6 separate regions of the Homo sapiens genome follow, and all the other regions are linked to region 1. A link is a contact called in ENCODE Hi-C or POLR2A ChIA-PET data. All regions are on one chromosome and are shown on one strand. The core of a region is the stretch at or near the end of the contact, and the rest is flanking DNA. Distances in the headings are between cores, read along the strand shown.

What was found. A loop is a pair of places that touch in the nucleus more often than their neighbours do. ChIA-PET counts read pairs that join two places held with the same protein, here RNA polymerase II (POLR2A). Pooled maps may share reads with other maps.
Region 2: a loop to region 1 is called in a pooled map, with 3 times the contacts of the local background. The contact joins the enhancer-like site here to the promoter of NR1D1 in region 1. A Hi-C loop is called at or near these places in 1 of 50 pooled maps. POLR2A ChIA-PET finds 5 or more read pairs at or near these places in 3 of 52 experiments (WTC11, activated CD4-positive, alpha-beta T cell and endothelial cell of umbilical vein).
Region 3: a map of Calu3 shows a loop between it and region 1 (2.7-fold over the local background). The contact joins the enhancer-like site here to the promoter of NR1D1 in region 1. A Hi-C loop is called at or near these places in 1 of 168 maps with a recorded cell type or tissue (Calu3) and 2 of 50 pooled maps. POLR2A ChIA-PET finds 5 or more read pairs at or near these places in 1 of 52 experiments (HepG2).
Region 4: a loop to region 1 is called in a pooled map, with 7 times the contacts of the local background. The contact joins the promoter of CCR7 here to the promoter of NR1D1 in region 1. A Hi-C loop is called at or near these places in 1 of 37 single-sample maps with no recorded cell type and 7 of 50 pooled maps. POLR2A ChIA-PET finds 5 or more read pairs at or near these places in 2 of 52 experiments (HepG2 and WTC11).
Region 5: a map with no recorded cell type shows a loop between it and region 1 (19-fold over the local background). The contact joins the enhancer-like site here to the promoter of NR1D1 in region 1. A Hi-C loop is called at or near these places in 11 of 37 single-sample maps with no recorded cell type and 10 of 50 pooled maps. POLR2A ChIA-PET finds 5 or more read pairs at or near these places in 1 of 52 experiments (naive thymus-derived CD4-positive, alpha-beta T cell).
Region 6: a pooled map shows a loop between it and region 1 (3-fold over the local background). The contact joins the promoter of PNMT here to the promoter of NR1D1 in region 1. A Hi-C loop is called at or near these places in 2 of 50 pooled maps. POLR2A ChIA-PET finds 5 or more read pairs at or near these places in 3 of 52 experiments (WTC11, activated CD4-positive, alpha-beta T cell and activated CD8-positive, alpha-beta memory T cell).

The regions. Positions count from the first base shown.
Region 1 is chr17:40,099,169-40,101,969 of GRCh38, reverse strand. NR1D1 (nuclear receptor subfamily 1 group D member 1) reads left to right here and starts at 1,381. Exons shown (of 8, transcript NM_021724.5): 1 at 1,381-1,906. The coding sequence starts at 1,876. RefSeq lists enhancers at 1,016-1,135, 1,616-1,685, 1,151-2,134, 2,135-2,801, 2,038-2,801 and silencers at 2,467-2,556, 2,567-2,801.
Region 2 is chr17:39,841,897-39,844,899 of GRCh38, reverse strand. All of the region lies in intron 1 of IKZF3 (IKAROS family zinc finger 3), which reads left to right. Among named protein-coding and RNA genes, the nearest start is that of IKZF3, 21 kb to the left of the region's middle. Within about 2 kb of position 1,424, at least 3 of the 41 ENCODE cell types and tissues checked have a DNase peak (open chromatin) inside an H3K27ac peak, as active enhancers do.
Region 3 is chr17:39,704,646-39,707,455 of GRCh38, reverse strand. It overlaps ERBB2 (erb-b2 receptor tyrosine kinase 2), which reads right to left. Exons shown (of 27, transcript NM_004448.4): 2 at 315-466. Among named protein-coding and RNA genes, the nearest start is that of ERBB2, 6.0 kb to the right of the region's middle. RefSeq lists an enhancer at 1,790-2,662. Within about 2 kb of position 1,520, at least 22 of the 41 ENCODE cell types and tissues checked have a DNase peak (open chromatin) inside an H3K27ac peak, as active enhancers do.
Region 4 is chr17:40,564,091-40,566,790 of GRCh38, reverse strand. CCR7 (C-C motif chemokine receptor 7) reads left to right here and starts at 1,319. Exons shown (of 3, transcript NM_001838.4): 1 at 1,319-1,391. The coding sequence starts at 1,382. RefSeq lists an enhancer at 1,764-2,680.
Region 5 is chr17:39,753,044-39,755,743 of GRCh38, reverse strand. No RefSeq gene overlaps it. Among named protein-coding and RNA genes, the nearest start is that of GRB7, 16 kb to the right of the region's middle. RefSeq lists an enhancer at 184-233 and silencers at 724-1,453, 1,594-1,643, 1,684-1,823. Within about 2 kb of position 1,448, at least 35 of the 41 ENCODE cell types and tissues checked have a DNase peak (open chromatin) inside an H3K27ac peak, as active enhancers do.
Region 6 is chr17:39,666,948-39,669,702 of GRCh38, reverse strand. PNMT (phenylethanolamine N-methyltransferase) reads right to left here and starts at 1,250. Exons shown (of 3, transcript NM_002686.4): 1 at 1,026-1,250; 2 at 1-74. The coding sequence starts at 1,227. RefSeq lists enhancers at 867-1,026, 2,460-2,755 and a silencer at 1,167-1,416.

The DNA of each region.
Region 1 (2,801 bases), core at 132-2,631:
GTTTGTTTTGGAGACAGAGTCTCACTCTATCCCCCAGGCCGGAGTGCAATGGCGATCTCGGCTCACTGCAACCTCCACCTCCCGGGTTCTAGCGATTCTCCTGCCTCAGCCTCCTGACTAGCTGGGATTACAGGCACCCACCACCACATCCGGCTAATTTTTGTATTTTTAGTAGAGACGTGGTTTCACCGTGTTGGTCAGGCTGGTCTCAAACTCCTGACCTCAGGTGATCAACCCACCTCAGCCTCACAAAGTGCTGGGATTACAGGCATGAGCCAAAGCACCCGGCAATGCTGGCTGTTTCTAACCCCTGTTCAGTATTTCACTTGTACATCTACCCACCTTCCCATTCGGGGTGGGCAGATGAAACTAGCAATGGACGTCTGACCTTGGGTCGGTCACTTCTCCTAAGCTTCCTGTTCCCCACTAGTAAAAAGAGGGAGGCTTAAGATGATCTACATGTTCCCCTCTGAGTAGTAATCTTCTGTGGAATTCATATTTTATCCTCCAGCACCGAGGGGCAGGGGTGTCACTCTGCCCCCACCCCCTGCCTCACCTCTTCCCCATTACTTTAGGACCTCAAAGCACTTTCACTATTAGTTCCCCTCTGTTGTCCTTTTTATTTCCCAGACAAAGGGAAATGACTCACCCCAAAGTCAACTGGAGTGGGTGGAATGGTGTCATACAAGCAAACAGGGAGTCCCTACAGACATCCCTACCTCTGTGGGAACTCCTTCCCCTGGAGGTGTTCTCCCTAAGGCGAGTAGAAGGGAAAGGGGGTCACATTTCCTTTCCTTCTCTGGACTTTGCCCTGAAGCAGAGGGCAGCCTAAGCTCCTGACTCCAGGGAAATCTCCCTCCCCGGCTTCTCTCTCTCCCGGTCACCAGTAACCTCAGGACGAGGTCAGTCCTGCAATCACGTGAAGCCCTCACGTTTGCAAGGTTTGCAGAAAGGGCCTCTTAGCTTTGATCTCCCAGACAGCAAACAAGCTTGCCAGTCCCTCCCCAGAAATTCACATGCCCCTGCCATACAGGCTTTCTAAACACGCCACCCTGACTCTTCAGCGCACCCCACCCCACCCCACTCTCAGCTCCTCCCAGGTCCCGGCAAGCGCTTTGCCAGGCAGAAAGGGGAAAGGCACGCAGTCCGCCCACTTTGTCGGTGGACTACAAATCCCGACAGTCTTGTCGTTGCGCAGGCGCGCAAGAGCTCAACGTGCCGGCTGTTGGAAAAGTGTGTCACTGGGGCACGAGGCGCTCCCTGGGATCACATGGTACCTGCTCCAGTGCCGCGTGCGGCCCGGGAACCCTGGGCTGCTGGCGCCTGCGCAGAGCCCTCTGTCCCAGGGAAAGGCTCGGGCAAAAGGCGGCTGAGATTGGCAGAGTGAAATATTACTGCCGAGGGAACGTAGCAGGGCACACGTCTCGCCTCTTTGCGACTCGGTGCCCCGTTTCTCCCCATCACCTACTTACTTCCTGGTTGCAACCTCTCTTCCTCTGGGACTTTTGCACCGGGAGCTCCAGATTCGCCACCCCGCAGCGCTGCGGAGCCGGCAGGCAGAGGCACCCCGTACACTGCAGAGACCCGACCCTCCTTGCTACCTTCTAGCCAGAACTACTGCAGGCTGATTCCCCCTACACACTCTCTCTGCTCTTCCCATGCAAAGCAGAACTCCGTTGCCTCAACGTCCAACCCTTCTGCAGGGCTGCAGTCCGGCCACCCCAAGACCTTGCTGCAGGGTGCTTCGGATCCTGATCGTGAGTCGCGGGGTCCACTCCCCGCCCTTAGCCAGTGCCCAGGGGGCAACAGCGGCGATCGCAACCTCTAGTTTGAGTCAAGGTCCAGTTTGAATGACCGCTCTCAGCTGGTGAAGACATGACGACCCTGGACTCCAACAACAACACAGGTACTGAGATTTCTTTACTATCATCTTTTCCCTGTCACTGTCTCCCCACCTCCATCTACGCCTTATAAAAAGAGGAACTTTGTAAGGGACTGGGGTGTCCCTCGGCCCGGAGATTTGCTAACGTGCTGCGGTGCTTTAGTGTGGGATTTCCAGAGCGGCTTGTTCGGGCTGGAAATGCTCTCAGAAACGCCCCATCACCACCCCTCAGAGTCCCAAAGCTCCCTTGAGCCTCGAATCCCTGGGCAGGAGGAAATGGAGAGGAGGTACGGGTGGTGAAGCGAAGAATTTAGGGGGACTGGGAGCTTTGGAACAGTGCCCCGAAACGGCCCCATCTGTCCACTACCTGCAGCTGTAGTATGCCTGGCCTCAGAAAACGGACCCCCTCCCCTCTTGTCTTCCCCCTCCTCTAGTTCCTGCAGGCGCGAGGGAATCTGAGAAGAGTGGCGCGATGGGGTTCAGGGAAGGAGGGGCTGGGAGAATCGTTCGGATCTCACTGGGGAATCCTCAGTGACAGGAGGGAGCGACACTTGAGGAGTCCAGAGCGTGGTGCCCGGCCCGAGGGAGGGCACCTACAGGGCTCCGGCCGCCGGGAGGGCTCACATGGCTCTAGAGCCGGGCCCACGTGCTGCGTTTGTTTTCATTCAGCAGAAGCCGTGGCTGCCACCCCATTGGTCGTTGCCTCCCGGCCTCGTTACATAATGAGCTCCGCCCCCCCGGTCGCCCCGGCAACGCGTGTTCCCTTCTCTCCTCCCCTAGGTTGTCCTGGCCCTGCTATCGTTCGGGGTCCAGCCCACGACCTGGTGGCCGGGGAAGGGCGGGTAGGAGGCGGGGCGACTGCTCTCGATTGACGGGAAGCGAGGAGGGCGGGGCCTCGAGTTCCGGGGTTCCTCGTTGG
Region 2 (3,003 bases), core at 175-2,674, 260 kb after region 1:
AATGAGTGATGGTGATCTGGGAGCCTGAGGCAGGCGGATTACCTGAGGTCAGGAGTTCGAGACCAGCCTGACCAACATGGAGAAACCCCATCTCTACTAAAAATACAAAATTAGTTGAGCATGGTGTCGCATGCCTGTAATCCCAGCTACTTGGGAGGCTAAGGCAGGAGAATCGCTTGAACTGGGCAGGCGGAGGTTGCCGTGAACCGAGATCGCACCATTGCACTCCAGCCTGGGCAACAAGAGCAAAAAAATAAAAAATAAAAAAACAAGACTCTGTCCCCCCCAAAAAAATGAATGATGGTGATAATGAAAAAATTTTATAAAGAAAAATAAAGCAGGTAAGAGGAAAGAAAATGACAATGGAAGATGACATTTTATGTAGGGTAATTAGGTAAACCTTGTTTGAATAGGTGACTTTTAAGCAGATACTTGAATGAAAAGAGAAATTGAGCCAAGTGGCTTCTAAGAGGAAAGCATTATAGTCAGGGGGAAGGGTAAATGCAAAGGCCTTGAGGCAGGAGCATGCTTTCCCTGTTCAAATAACAGGAGAAATGTAGACAATTGATGAGATTTATATTTCAACAAAATTAACCCACTCCAAGATTCTTCCATCATTTGCCCCAGATATGTATAAACATCAGTACAGGAAACTATATTTCTATCAAAAGCAATATAGGGACTCTTCCTACTTAACTTTGTAGAGCATTCTTTTGGAAAATATTTCAAAGCTATGTTGACTGCCTACACATTAAAAAGACCACAGTAGACCCCATCAAATGGAAACTTTTTGTGGATTTGTTAGGGGGGACTGAAGTGTAAAGAAGTTACAAAATGATTAATTAAAAACTAAGATGTTTTTGCTGCATTTAGAAATATTTAACAAGTTTCTGGTCTTCATTTGGGAGTTCCTTCACCATCTGTCCACTCCTGTCTTTGAATGGGCTTCATGTTCTTATAAATACCTTGAAGTTTAGGGGGGAAATACACTTCAATCTATCTTGTTGTTGTGTTTTAATTTAGTAGCTAATAAGAACATTCATGTGACCTGATCACAGATGGTTTTCCTATCTCTTTTTTTTTTTTTTTTTAAAAGACGGAGTCTCACTCTGTCGCCCAGGCTGGAGTGCAGTGGTGCCATCTCGGCTCACTGTAACCTCTGCCCCCCGTGTTCAAGCGATTTTCCTGTTATGAATGCTAAGGTAGTCAGAATCTCATTTTTCTCTTCGAAACTACACTCAGTTACTTCTGGTGCTATTTACAGTACACAAAGGACACTTTAAAAATATTGAGAGCTATTTAAATGTCAGAGGGTTTAAAATATTCAGGGGACCAAGACCTTTTGCCTTTAGTTCACCAAATCAAAAGCCATCTTTCTGTGTAGTGACTAAAAGATGTTCCCACATGAAGGTTGCTCATGTGAAAGCTTTGAGCTAGTTTTCGTTCTTTCTTTTTTTTTTTCCCTCCGTTAAGAATCTTTTCAGCATGCAGTTGAAAGTTTCATAGTTAGCGTTTTTAAAAAACACTATCGAACTTACAGAAAAGTTGCAATACAGCACAAAAAAACTTTTTTTCTGCAAGTTTTTAAAGTAAGTTGCTGACACGGTGCTCTATCCCTGTCCTATGCTTTAGAGTATGTGCCCTGCCTTCACAATAAAATCATCAAAACCAGGAAATCAACATTACTACCATTCAATCCTCAGACCCCATTCAAGTTTCTCCAGTTGCTTCTGTGATGTTCTTTACCACAAGATATTTCGGTTCAGGATCACACATTGCTTTTCGTTGTCATGTCTCTTTCCTCTCCTTCAGTCTGGAACAGTTCTTCAGTCTTTCATGACCTTGAAACTTTTGAGGATTATAAGCCAGCTGCTTTGTAAACTATCCCTGCAAATTCGAGTTTGGTTGTTTCTTTATGGTTTGATTTGTGTTTTGCATATTTGGCAGGAATATCACAGAAGTGATGCTGTGTTCTACTCACTATCAGAAGGCACATAATTTTTGTTTGTCCCATTACTGATGATGACCACATGTAACTTTGCTCAGTTACAGTGATATCGAACAGGCTTTTCCATTATATAGGTGCTCTTTTCTTTCAACCTTGTAATTAATAAGTATTTTTGGAGAGAAGCACTTTGAAACTATATAAATATCCCATCTGTCACCACACTTTTAATTTATTCATTTATTAACATCAGAATGTTAATAATATACTCATGAATTTGTACATGAATAATGTACTCATGAATAATGTACTCAGAATGTACTCATGAATTTCTGTTTTTTTCCCAATGAGTTATAGTCTAATACTATTATTATTTTATGCTCCCTTGTCCCAGATTTGGCCAATGGAAACCCCTTCAGGATGACTGCTCTATACTTTTAAGATATCCACTTCATTCTGTGAGCACTTCCTTGCTTTCTGGCACAGCAAAATGTTCCCGACTTATACTTTCAATTCTCATGCCTTAGCCACCCCAGTAGCTAGTACTACAGGCATGCGCCACCATGCCTGGCTAATTTTTGTATTTCTGGTAGAGATGGGGTTTCGCCATGTTGGCCAGTCTTGTCTCAAACACTTGAGGCTGAGGCGGGCCTCAAATGATCCACCTGCCTCAGCCTCCCAAAGTGTTGGGATTATAGGAGTGAGCCACTATGCCCATCTTGGAGTAAACCATTTCTTCAGGGAGCCTCATTCCTTTAAATGGAGAATAATATTTAGAAGTTAATATCTAGACGCTATTGTAGTTTCACTGTTCCTAGGTGCTCTCAGTGAACGGGGAAAGGGACTGTATTTATGTATACCCATATACACACATTTACATCTATATTTTATCTGGTTTTTTTTTTTTTTTTTTTTTTTTGCTTTGTTGTCATCCAGGCTGGAGTGCAGTGGCACCTTCATAGCTCACTGTAGCCTTGAACTTGTGAGTTCAAGTGATTCTCCTGCTTCAGCCTCCTGAGTAGCTAGGACTACAGGCACACTTCACCACACCCTTCTAA
Region 3 (2,810 bases), core at 271-2,770, 390 kb after region 1:
GTAAGTGGGAGAGGGATAGTGGCTGGAGCAGGTGGACAGGGGACATGATCATGCTGGCAAGAGAGCACAAGATTTAGCGGAAACACAGACGCATCCCATCCAGACATGACCTCGGCCAGCCACGTTATAGAGAGAGTCAACTGATTCTGCAGTAAAATGAATGGGGGTTAGATGTTAGAAAGGACTTCCTGGTTGAGAAACCACAACAAGAGAGGAAACAGAAGGGCAGGGCACCTTCTTCTGCCACCCACCTGTAAACAGAGGGCTCAGCCCAGCTGGAGGCAGGGCCTGGCTGGGTTGCCCACGGGCCTCACCTGCAGGAAGGACAGGCTGGCATTGGTGGGCAGGTAGGTGAGTTCCAGGTTTCCCTGCACCACCTGGCAGCCCTGGTAGAGGTGGCGGAGCATGTCCAGGTGGGTCTCGGGACTGGCAGGGAGCCGCAGCTTCATGTCTGTGCCGGTGCACACTGGCAGGAGAGAGCAGATGGGTCAGAGGACACTGGCGGGGGACCTTCTCAGACCTGGCCACCCCATCCAAACTCACTCCAAGTCATGCCACCTCAGACAGGGAGAAGCCTGACTGAAGGACCCCTCCGCCCATGTCCCTTGCACACTGCAGGTTTAACAGCAGGAGAAAGCTTGCGTGCTTGGGAAGTAGAGGGATTTCAGGGGAAAGGCTTCTTCTGACTAGGCCCACCCTGTGCATTCAGAGGCTGCCCCAGCGTGCCAGCCCTGGGGAGCTCGCCCGCCAGTACAGGGTGTTGGCTGGCAAAGAAAGGCTTCCTTTGTCCCAAAGGCACAACTCAGGGCAAAGGGGTAAAAATCCCCCAAGAGAGGCGATGACGAATCATGAATCTTCTGGATACCCCCTGCCCCTCTCCCAAGCAAACAAACTCGGTGCATTCTCCCTATGCCATTCCAGCACACCCACATGCCAACCTCTTGGCAAGGGATCCACACCCCCGTAATGCCACCCAGAGAGTGGGGAAGGAGGGTCAGCTGGAGTTGCAGCTGAGGCATGGGACAACCGGGGCTCTGGTCATTGCAGAGACCTCTGGGAGTCCCCCATGAAGAGAAAAGGAGCGTCAGATTCCAGTTGTGGGCATCTGGACCCAGGCTGCAGATCCCAGGCCAGGGTGAAGCATGCGCCAAAGGTTCCTGCGCTGGCACCCTCACCCTGGCCACCTCCTCAGGGCAAGACTCCAGAACCAGCTGGCAGAATGTGTGCCACGAAACTGCTGCCACAAAGGCACTACGTCAGCCCTGCATACCTGCCCAGCGCGAGCCATCAGCCATGGGGCATAGGGCTGAACTGCCACACCTGGCCCACTTGGACCCCAGCCTGGTATCCCTGAGACCAGAAATGCCCACTAAGGTCAGGAATACTAGAGGAGGTAAAGCACCCCTGGTGAGGGGCGCCGGGGTAGCAGCTCACACCAGGCCTGCCAGTGAGGGGAGATTAAAGTGCCCAGTTGAACTTGTTTTTCTGCTCTGGTGAGATGAATCACCTGGCGTGTCTTGCCCAGGAGATCGGAAGGGTGGGGGCAGAGGGCACCCTCAGGCCCACAGGTGCCTGAGCTGCCCAGAATTCCTGCCGGTCACTGCTCCGCCTCCCACAGGCTACATGCAGATTCAGGGACAGCACAAGGGCTGGCTTGGGGTCTGACACCAGAGGCACTGCTCTCCCAGCAAGTTGGAGCCTAAGGTCAAATCCTAGGGGGTAATACGAGGTACCCCCTGCCTTCAGATTGCTGGGAGAGGCTGGTAGGGCAAGCCCCCAGGTTCCCTGCCTGGGCCAGTGGCCAGTGGCCACAAACTGGTGGTCTCCTAGTGATACTCAGAATGGCCTCTATTCCCACCTCTCTAGGCAGATAAGGACAAAGAGGGAGGAACAGGAGGGAGGAACAGAAATAGAACTCAAGGGTCCATGTCCCTGAGGGAGGCCTCCCCACTCCATGCCTCACCCACTTGCACCCCCTCCTCTTCCCCACACTTCCTCCCCCAACAGACTCCCAAGAGAAACAGGAGCTGGGGGTGGCAGGCCAGGCCCAAAATAACGCCCTGCTGCCAGGACCTCCCCCGGCCTCAGCCCTTCAGCTGCTTTATAGACACAGCTGTCTGCAGGCCCAGACCCCAGGCCCTGGCCCAAGCCCAGGGTCTCCACAGGGCTGGGGCAGGGTCCGACTCCACCCCCTGTAGCCCTTTTCAAGGGATACCAGCTGTGGCCGCCAGGCAATAGGAAAACAACAACAATGGGGAGTGGGGGCCGCCACAGTAACTGAGCTGAGCACCTACTGTGTGCCTGGCAGGCACTCTCGGTGGATCTGCATAACATGCTCCAGAGACTGGGGCTGCAACCTCCATCTTGCAAAGAAGACAACTGAGGCTGGCAGGGGTTAGCTCTCGCCTCATAAAGCTTGTGAGCAACAGGCAGGACTGGAACTCAGGCTGGCCTGCCTTCAGATCCCACATTCCTTCCACTAGGCCTAACTGCACACACACAAATCCACCCCACACCCCACGCCAACATAAATACACACTAATTCTCCCAATGCCACCGATAAACACCACAGGCTCTACGGAGGGCAGGGTGGCTGGGCTGGGTTGGGCTGGAGGGTCAGAACGGGTGGTAGCCCCACCCCACTAGTGAGTTTGTTTACCTGATTTGTGGCCAATTTGAGTCTGATTAAGAATCTTAAAGTGTTTGCAGACAGGTGGTAAAATTGGTACCCTGAGAACGGTTCCCAGGGAACTGGAGGCTTGCTGGCTAACACCCCCACCAGCCTACATGAAGTCAAGAAGGTCTTCCTG
Region 4 (2,700 bases), core at 70-2,569, 460 kb before region 1:
CATCTCCAAAAAAAAAAAAGAAAAAAGAAAAAAAACACAATGAGATACCACTTTACAGCCACTAGGATGGCTAGAATCAAAAGAATGGACAATAGTAAGTTTTGTTGACAATGTGGAACCCTCACGCATTGTTGATGGGAACAAAATGGTGTAGTCACTTTGGAAAACAGTTTGATAGTTCGTCAAAATGTTAAATATATAATTACCATATGACTCAACAATTTCACTTCTAGGTATATACCCAAGAGAAATAAAGCATATGTCCACACAAACACTTGCACATAAATATTTATAGCAGCATCATTCATAATAGCTAAAAGGGAAAACAGCCCAAACATCCAACTGATGACAGACAAACAAAATGTGGCATATCCATACAATGGAATGTTATTCAGCCATAAAAAGGAATGGGGAATGGATCCATACCACCACATAGGTAACCTTGAAAACACTAACTGAAAGAAGCCAGATGTGAAGGTCACATATTGATACTTCTATTTATGTGAAATGTTCAGAATAGGAAAATCTATAGAGCCAGAAAGTAGATTTGTGGTTGCCAGGGGCTTTCGATGACAGGAGGGGAGGGGAGCAGTCATTGCTAGTGATTACAGGGTTCTTGAGAGGGAGTGAGAAAAAATGTTCTAAAATGTATTGTGGTGATGGTTGCATAACTCTGTGAACATACAAAAACCATTGAATTCTATACTTTAAAAAGGTAAATTTTATGGGATGTGGATTATAGCTCAATAAAGCTGTCATTAAGAAAGGAAAAGGAAGGGAGGGGAGAAGAGGGAAAGGGGAGGGAGGGGAGGGGAGGGGAAGGGGGGAGAAAAAAGATACATCGTGGCATATCTCTTCCCTTTTACCTGTCATTATGTGTCAGTGCCTCCCATTGGCCTAAACTACCCAGAAGCCAGAGGGAAAGCCATTTGGGACTATATTCCACTGTGACACTGAGCAGAGCAAGGGAAGGATGGGGACACTTCTCTCACACATCTCTGACTCCCCAACATCTAACCCATGGCCTGGCATGTGATATTCATGCTATAAATATTTGTTGAATCAGTAAATGGCCCCTCATCTAGATTCTGCCAGGCAGCGCAGGGGGCTTTTTGAATGTAAATGACCTAATGATTCAGGATCCTATGACCAGCGACTGTCACCCTCTGTCACCTTTCTTCTGCCCCTTTATCTCTGAAGGCATTGAAGGGGCCCTGCATGAGTCAGGGAGGGCTGGGGGGAGGAGCAAGGGTGGGAGGGGCAGGGAAGAGGGTGGCTTCTCCGACAACTTAAAAGGGGCTTGAACCACTTCCTCCCCAGACAGGGGTAGTGCGAGGCCGGGCACAGCCTTCCTGTGTGGTTTTACCGCCCAGAGAGCGTCATGGACCTGGGTGAGTGAGCCTCTTCATGTGAGAAGGAACAGTACCAGGGTCTTGGACACCCAGACTGACCCTGTGGAATGGGGGTGGAGGATGCGGGTGGAGCGCATAGGGGTGCTTCCTGGAGAAATCAGTTCTGATTTGGTGGGCATTGGAAGCTACTTCCAGAGAATGCCCCCTGCTGTCCCAGGAGGGGTGCACCTGCCCTTTCAGACCTGGAGAAGGGGTCAGCCTTTGGTGCCAGTGGGGACAAGGGAGGGGCCGAGATCATGTCTTTCTAAAACAGCAGGGACATAAGAGAGTGGCGGGGCTGGGCTTGGTGGTCTGGCAGAACCTGTTCTCATCATGAGGGTGATAGGTTAGGCCCTCTGGGACCTCTGGGGACAGGTTTCAACAGAGAAATTCTCCCTAGAGAGCTTAGGACCTTTTACCCACTCTCTGATTCCCACCTTTCTCCCCTGCCAAATATTCATATACCTGTCCACTTGGGGTCATGAGGAGATGCAAATGAAACGTGACTGGGTTGTGAGAATGGTGCGGTGCATTGCAAATGCAAGCTCTGGTTGCTTTCTCTCTGCTGCACATCCCACCTGCTTTGATCTGGCTTTGCTGTTGCCTCTTGCAAGTTAAGGAACGGGCAGGCAACATGGAATGGGATGGCAAGGGGCACTCAGCTTGGAGAAATCATAGCCAGGCCTTCAGCACAGCCCCTGCCCCTGAGCAAACCTCACGCACTCTGCCCCGGCAGATAACTCTACTCTTTAGAAAGCCCTTTCTCAGGTCTAACCTAGAAGGGGTCAAGGGGAAGCACTGAGGGTGTTCTGAGTGGTTCATCCAGCTCCAGACGCCCCCTTTATAAATCTCAGCTGTGGAGTCAGACCAGGCTGAGGCTAAGAAGACCAGGTTCCTAGATGGCTTGTCTCACCAGCAAACAATGCACCACGGCGGCCTCAAAGCCGCAAAGGGTTGGCTTTAAAAAGTGAAGGTTCCCTGGTGCTGTCCTCACACCCCTCCTCGCCACACCACAGCCTCCTTGATTTCATCTCTTACTTTCCCGCCTGCCCTGAACGCTGGATCTGGACCCAGCAAACAGCTGTGAAAGGGTTAAAGTGGTCACCCCACCCACTGACTGTGAACTCCTGAAAGGCAGGTTCAGGTGCTTTGAGGATGTGAGGAGAAAATGTCTGCGGAATGAATGAATACACCGTATCAAGAACTCCGTAGAGTTTAGTTTTTGAAAATCTCTTCCAAATGCCTCATTTCCCAGCCAATCTACCCTTAAATCCCACTCCCCTGCACCCCCTCCACCACCCCCCATCAC
Region 5 (2,700 bases), core at 199-2,698, 350 kb after region 1:
TGTCTCACTCACAGACCTCAGCTGCCCCGCTAGACTCCTGGGGAGCTGTGTGTCTCTTTGCGTGTGCGTGTCTGTCTCCATGTGTGCCTGTCTCTCTCCTTGCATGTCTGTCTGTGTGTGTCTGTGTATCTGTGTGTGTGCGCGCGTGCACGTGTCTCGTGTGTGTGTGTTTGTGTGTGTTGAGGGAAAGCAGGCTGAGTCAGTGAATCCAGCAAAGCTCTGAAGTCCCAAGCAAAAGACAGTCGCAGACTCCCGCAACTATTTGGAGTCCTGGTTCCAATCCCAGCCCTCTCCCTCTCGGGATGAGCCCAGACACTTGACTTCCCCTTCTGGGCGTTGATTTTCCCCAGAGTCAGGGATCTCTGAAGGGCCTTCCAGCTGGTACTCCTAAGACAGGCCTCAACCTCACTGCACCAGCCGGGCTCCAGGTCTTCCCTCTCTCTCCTCTCCTCACTGGACGCTGGAGCTAGAGTAATAGTGGCCGGGCCCTGACTCTCTCAAGATGTCATTTTCCTAACTGTTCTATCAAATTCCAATCCTGGACCCCAGGGGTAGGGGACAGGATCCCCTCACCTGTGGAATTATAGGAGGCTCGGAATAACGCGCGCTGAGGCTGGGTCTGAACCCCCGGCCCCCGCCCTTTCTCAGGTTCTCCTCTTAATTCTGCGTGGACCCAGACCCCAGATTCCCGGCTAGGGTGCCTGGGAGAGGAAAGGGAGGCCGGCGGAGAGGGGGCAGGGGTGCGGCGCGCGGTGGGAGTGAGGGGGGTGTGAGGGGAGGGGCAGCTGCACTTCTGAGAAACAGCTCGGCGTCTCAGCAGCCCGCAGCCTAACCCCCTGCCTGCGGCTTCACAGCTCCCTCCTCCCGCCGCCCACGCCGCTCGGGGCCTCTCCGGGGGTCGGCAGCCCCGGCGGAGACGGTGTCTGCTGGGGAGGAGCGGCAGCTCGGGGGACAGCAAAGTGGAACCCATGGGGGGTGGGAGTGGACATGGAGGAAAGCGTGGGTCGCGTGACACCCCAGGAGTGAAAGGCCTCCCCTCATCGGGGTCCCGAGCGCCGGATCTCGGCGTGCCCGCGTGTTCCCCCGCTGCCCCCGCGCTGTCCTATCACAGCCCGAGCAGGATCCAGAAGTGAAACTGCCCGGGTCACAGCCCAGCGCCGCTGCTGCACCCCGCCCCGCCCTTCCGGGCACTGCCGCTGCGCAGGATCTCCCGGCGCTCGGGCGCCTGCGGGGAGGAAACGGGGGAGGGGCAGGGGAAGTGCCCCCGCGGGCATCTGCAGCGCGCGGCCGCTCTCCTCCGGGGTGCCCGCGCGTAACCGGGGTGGGAACCTCGAGAGACAGGAGCCCCGGAGGCCTGGCCGCGGCGACCGCACTTCCCGCGACGGCCGCTGGGTGTCACTGCAGCCGCGCGGCTGAATCGGCTCGGCGCCTGCGGGAGTGGGGGACGGTGGGACGCCGGGACTAGGCCGTCGCGCTGCACGCCAGTCTCGCCTGCCCGCGCCTGGAGGCTCCGCGACGCTGGGATGCGGCGCCCACACCTTCCTCCACCCGCCTGGCCAAGGAAGCACCTCCCGCCTCGCCCACAGACTCGCAGCGAGGCCCGGACTAAGCAACGCCCCGGGGCGACCGGCTCGTTGCTGCGGCGCCACGCAAGCCACGAAACCGATGGCGCGTCCCCTCGTGGGGCCGAGTTCAAAGAGCCGCGACCCCGACGCGCGCCCCCTGGCGAAGCCGGCGGCCTTCCCTCCGCAGAGGCACGAGGGGCCGCCACGACGGAGGGTGGCTCGGTGGAGCCTGGCGCCCGTCGGCCCCGGCGCGCGCATGCGACTTGGGTGGTGGCGGAAGGGCGGGCGGCGGGGCAGATCGCCTCAGGCACCGGCCCAGAACGGCTGAGAGACGGGTCCCCCGTGTATCCTCCCCTACCCCAACCTGGCCTGACAAGTGTGGGATCCAGCCTTACCCAGCCACCCCCTGGCCCCAACACTAAGTTCCTCCAGTAGATGTGTGGGGCAGGGTGCCTCAGCCTGGGAGGAAGGAACCCTCCCTTGGGAGGCCAAAGCGGGAGGATCACTTGAGGTCAGGAGTTTGAGATCAGTCTGGCCAACATGGCAAAACCCCGTCTACTAAAAATACAAAAATTAGCTGGGCGTGGTGGCGCACGCCTGTAATCCCAAACTACTCAAGAGGCTGAGGCAGGAAAATCGCTTGAACCCAGGGGGTGGAGGTTGCAGTGAGCTGAGATCAGCCACTGCACTCCAGCCTGGGCAACAGAGTGAGACTGTAAAAAAAAAAAAAGAGAGAGCGAGAGAGAGATCCCTGGAATCTTTTGGGAAATTGGGGTAGTGCCAGTAGGAATGCCCTGGAGGACAGGACTCAGGGCATGGGAGTTGGGCAGGTGAATGCGGATGACCGTGCCTGTTGGTCACAGCTGTGTGAGGGTGCGGGTGGCCCGTTCCATCCCTGCTTACAGCTTCCCCTCCAACTCCAAGGTCACAGGGCCCAGTTCCACTACCCAGACCCTAAGGAGATCCACGTGGTTGTCCTGAGGGGGTGGTTTCTGCCTTCCAATCTCCCTCAGTCTGCCCCAAACCACCCTAAAATAAACCTAATCCAAGTAAGAACAAAGTGCTTACAACAAAAATGCAGCTCCAGGCCCGGCGCGGTGGCTCACACCTGTAATCCCAGCACTTTGGGAGGCTG
Region 6 (2,755 bases), core at 1-2,500, 430 kb after region 1:
GCTGCAGGCACTGAGCAGCTGGTACACGGTGGGGCCTGAACCAATGTCGATGAGGGTGCGTCCGGACACTTCACCTGGGCAGGGCAGAGGAAGAGGGTCCTGGTGCCAGCCAGCCCAGGCAGCCCCTGCCTCCTTACCCTTCCCTCCCCTGCATCTCCCTGCCTCTCTCTAGTTCTTCCTTCTCCTCTGCAAATGTGTCTCCATCTGGAAAAAGCATTGGCCCCAGAGTTAGACTGAACCCAGCTCCAACATGGGCTGCCCTTCGGAAGGGAACTTCACCGCTCTGAGACTCAGGTTTCACATCTAGAAGACTATACCTACTGGCCGGGCGCAGTGGCTCACACCTGTAATCCCAGCACTTTGGGAGGCCGGGGTGGGTGGATCCTAAGGTTGGGAGTTCGAGACCAGCCTGACCAACATGGAGAAGTCCCGTCTCTACTAAAAATACAAATAAATTAGCCAGGCATGGGGGCGCATGCCTGTAATCCCAGCTACTAGGGAAGCTGAGGCAAGAGAATCGCTTGAACCGGGGAGGCGGAGGTTGCAGTGAGCCGAGATGGCGCCATTGTACTCCAGCCTGGGCAACAAGAGCGAAACTCCGTCTCAAAACAAATAAAAAATAAAAATAAGTAAATAAATGAAAATAAAATAAAGAAAAAGAAAGAAAACAACTATACCTACCAGCCAGGCTCAGCGAGGAAATCCTGGCAGTTTCTCACCCCTGTCCCACATCTGCCTCCATTTCCTCCTATGCATCTCCACCTCAGTCTGTCCTGCATCCCCCACCTTAGCTCTCAATTCTGAGCACTCTCCGCCCCCTCTCTCCACCTCTCTCTCCTCTGCCCCTCTCCTAAGGGATGTTGCTCTTTTTTCTCTTCTGTTTGCACCTCTCAGCTATCTCTTGTTTCTTGGTCCCCATCTGTTAGGCGCCTGGTCTGTCTCCCTTTCCTTCTTTTTATTTCCCTGCGCCTGCTTTCACTCCCCGACGACCTCTTGTCCCTCGTGCCTCAGTTTCCCCCGCTCACCGGTGGCGAAGGTCTGCGCCAAGCAGCGCAGCTTCCACGGCCCGACGCCGTTCGGGTTGCACAGGTCCCCGCGAGGGGGCGCGTAGTTGTTGCGGAGGTAGGCGCGCGGCTCGAAGCGCTGGTAGGCCGAAGCCACCGCCGCCTGGCCCGGGGCCGAGTCAGGGGCTGCGCCCGCATTGGGGCTACGGTCTGCGCCGCTCATGCTGCCGCCGCGGTCCGCCCAGTGCCCCGCTCGCCTCGCGGCCCTTTTTTCTACCGCCCGACCCCCGCCCCGACCGGTCCGCTGTGGGGGCGGCAGCTGACCGCCGAGCCGCCCGGGGCCATGTGCGCCGCATCCTCCCCACCCATTCATCCATCTCCCTTAGTGTCCGGGCTGCAGACACACCGGAGGTGAGTGGGGCGGCGGCTGCAGCGGCAATCGTCCCCCACACCCCCGGCTCCGTACTTGCTCCCGCAGCCCTCGCCCTCCGCCTCGCCTGCCCCGCCCCGAGTCCCGCCTCTGGGCGCCCCCCACCCTCAGTTCCTCACCCCCACAATCTTTAGACCCCCTCACCCCCGCCGGCCGGCCCCTCCCATCTCTCTTCTCCAGCCCCCCGCAGCCATTCACCTCTTTTGCCCAGCAGCCCGCCCCTTCTCTTTCCTGATTCGAGGTGGAGACTGGGGAATTAGGCCCTTTCCCCAGTTTCCCCCTCGCAGCGCCCTCCGCGACGAGGCCCCAGACCCCGCCAGGCTCCCCTCCCTCCCGGACACCCGTCCCAGCACCCACCCTTCCCTTAGAACTGCCACACAACTCCCCCTCCCCGCCCCTCCTCCAGGCCTCTCTCGTCCGTTGCTATGCCACCGGGCCCTCCAGCGACACCCCCTCCCCACCCCGCCCCAGAAAGGACAGTCCGTTCCGGCCTCCGCTGTGGTCGCTCCGGGGGCCCCAGAGCAGGGCGCGGCACTGCCCGTCCGATGGCAGGCGCGATAGGGGAGGTGAGCTGTGCTAATGCACTTAGCGGGCGGAACAGCCGGGCCTCCCCTGCGGGCCCCGCGGGTTCCCAGCCGCTTATCTGGGGGCTCCCGAGGACAGAAGGTTCGGGTTCGGGTTGTTCCCGCCACTTCGGGGGCGGCGCCGGACCCGGGTGAGGGCAGAGGGCTTGGGCAGGGGAGGGGCAGGACGCATTCGCGGAGGGCCGCCGGGGCCACCGGGGAGCGCAGTCCGGGCCTTGGGGCCCAGCCGATTTGGGGTCCTGCGGATGTAGGGGCTCTGACCCCACTCCTCTCGCAGCCCACCCTCCAGCTTCCCTCCGAAGGAGCGGCCAGGCCAGGCATGAAGATTCTGCTCAGCACCCCAGGTTCTGGCTGTCAAAATGCCAGGGTCTCCCCACCTATCTCCCAGATGGGAAGCCAATTCTGCCTGTGGCATCTCCGTGGTCTTCCTGAAGACCCCTTCCTTCCCCTCTGGATGAGTCCCGGGCCCTTCTGCCCTGGGTAGGTCACCAGCCCAGCTCCTGCCACCGTGGGTTCCTGGCCCCGCTTGATGTGGGCCTCCTCCATGCCATTCCCTCCCCCTTGTCCCCAGGGGAAAGTCTCCTTGGGAGAGGCAGCTAGGTTGGGACATGAGTCACCACAACAGCTGCAGGGGTCACAGAGGGGAGCCTGACCCCCTAGCACCTCCAACCTTCCCTGGCTTCCAGGGCAGGGGGTGTGGAGCGAGACACAGCTGAGGATTGATTCTGTCTGGATTC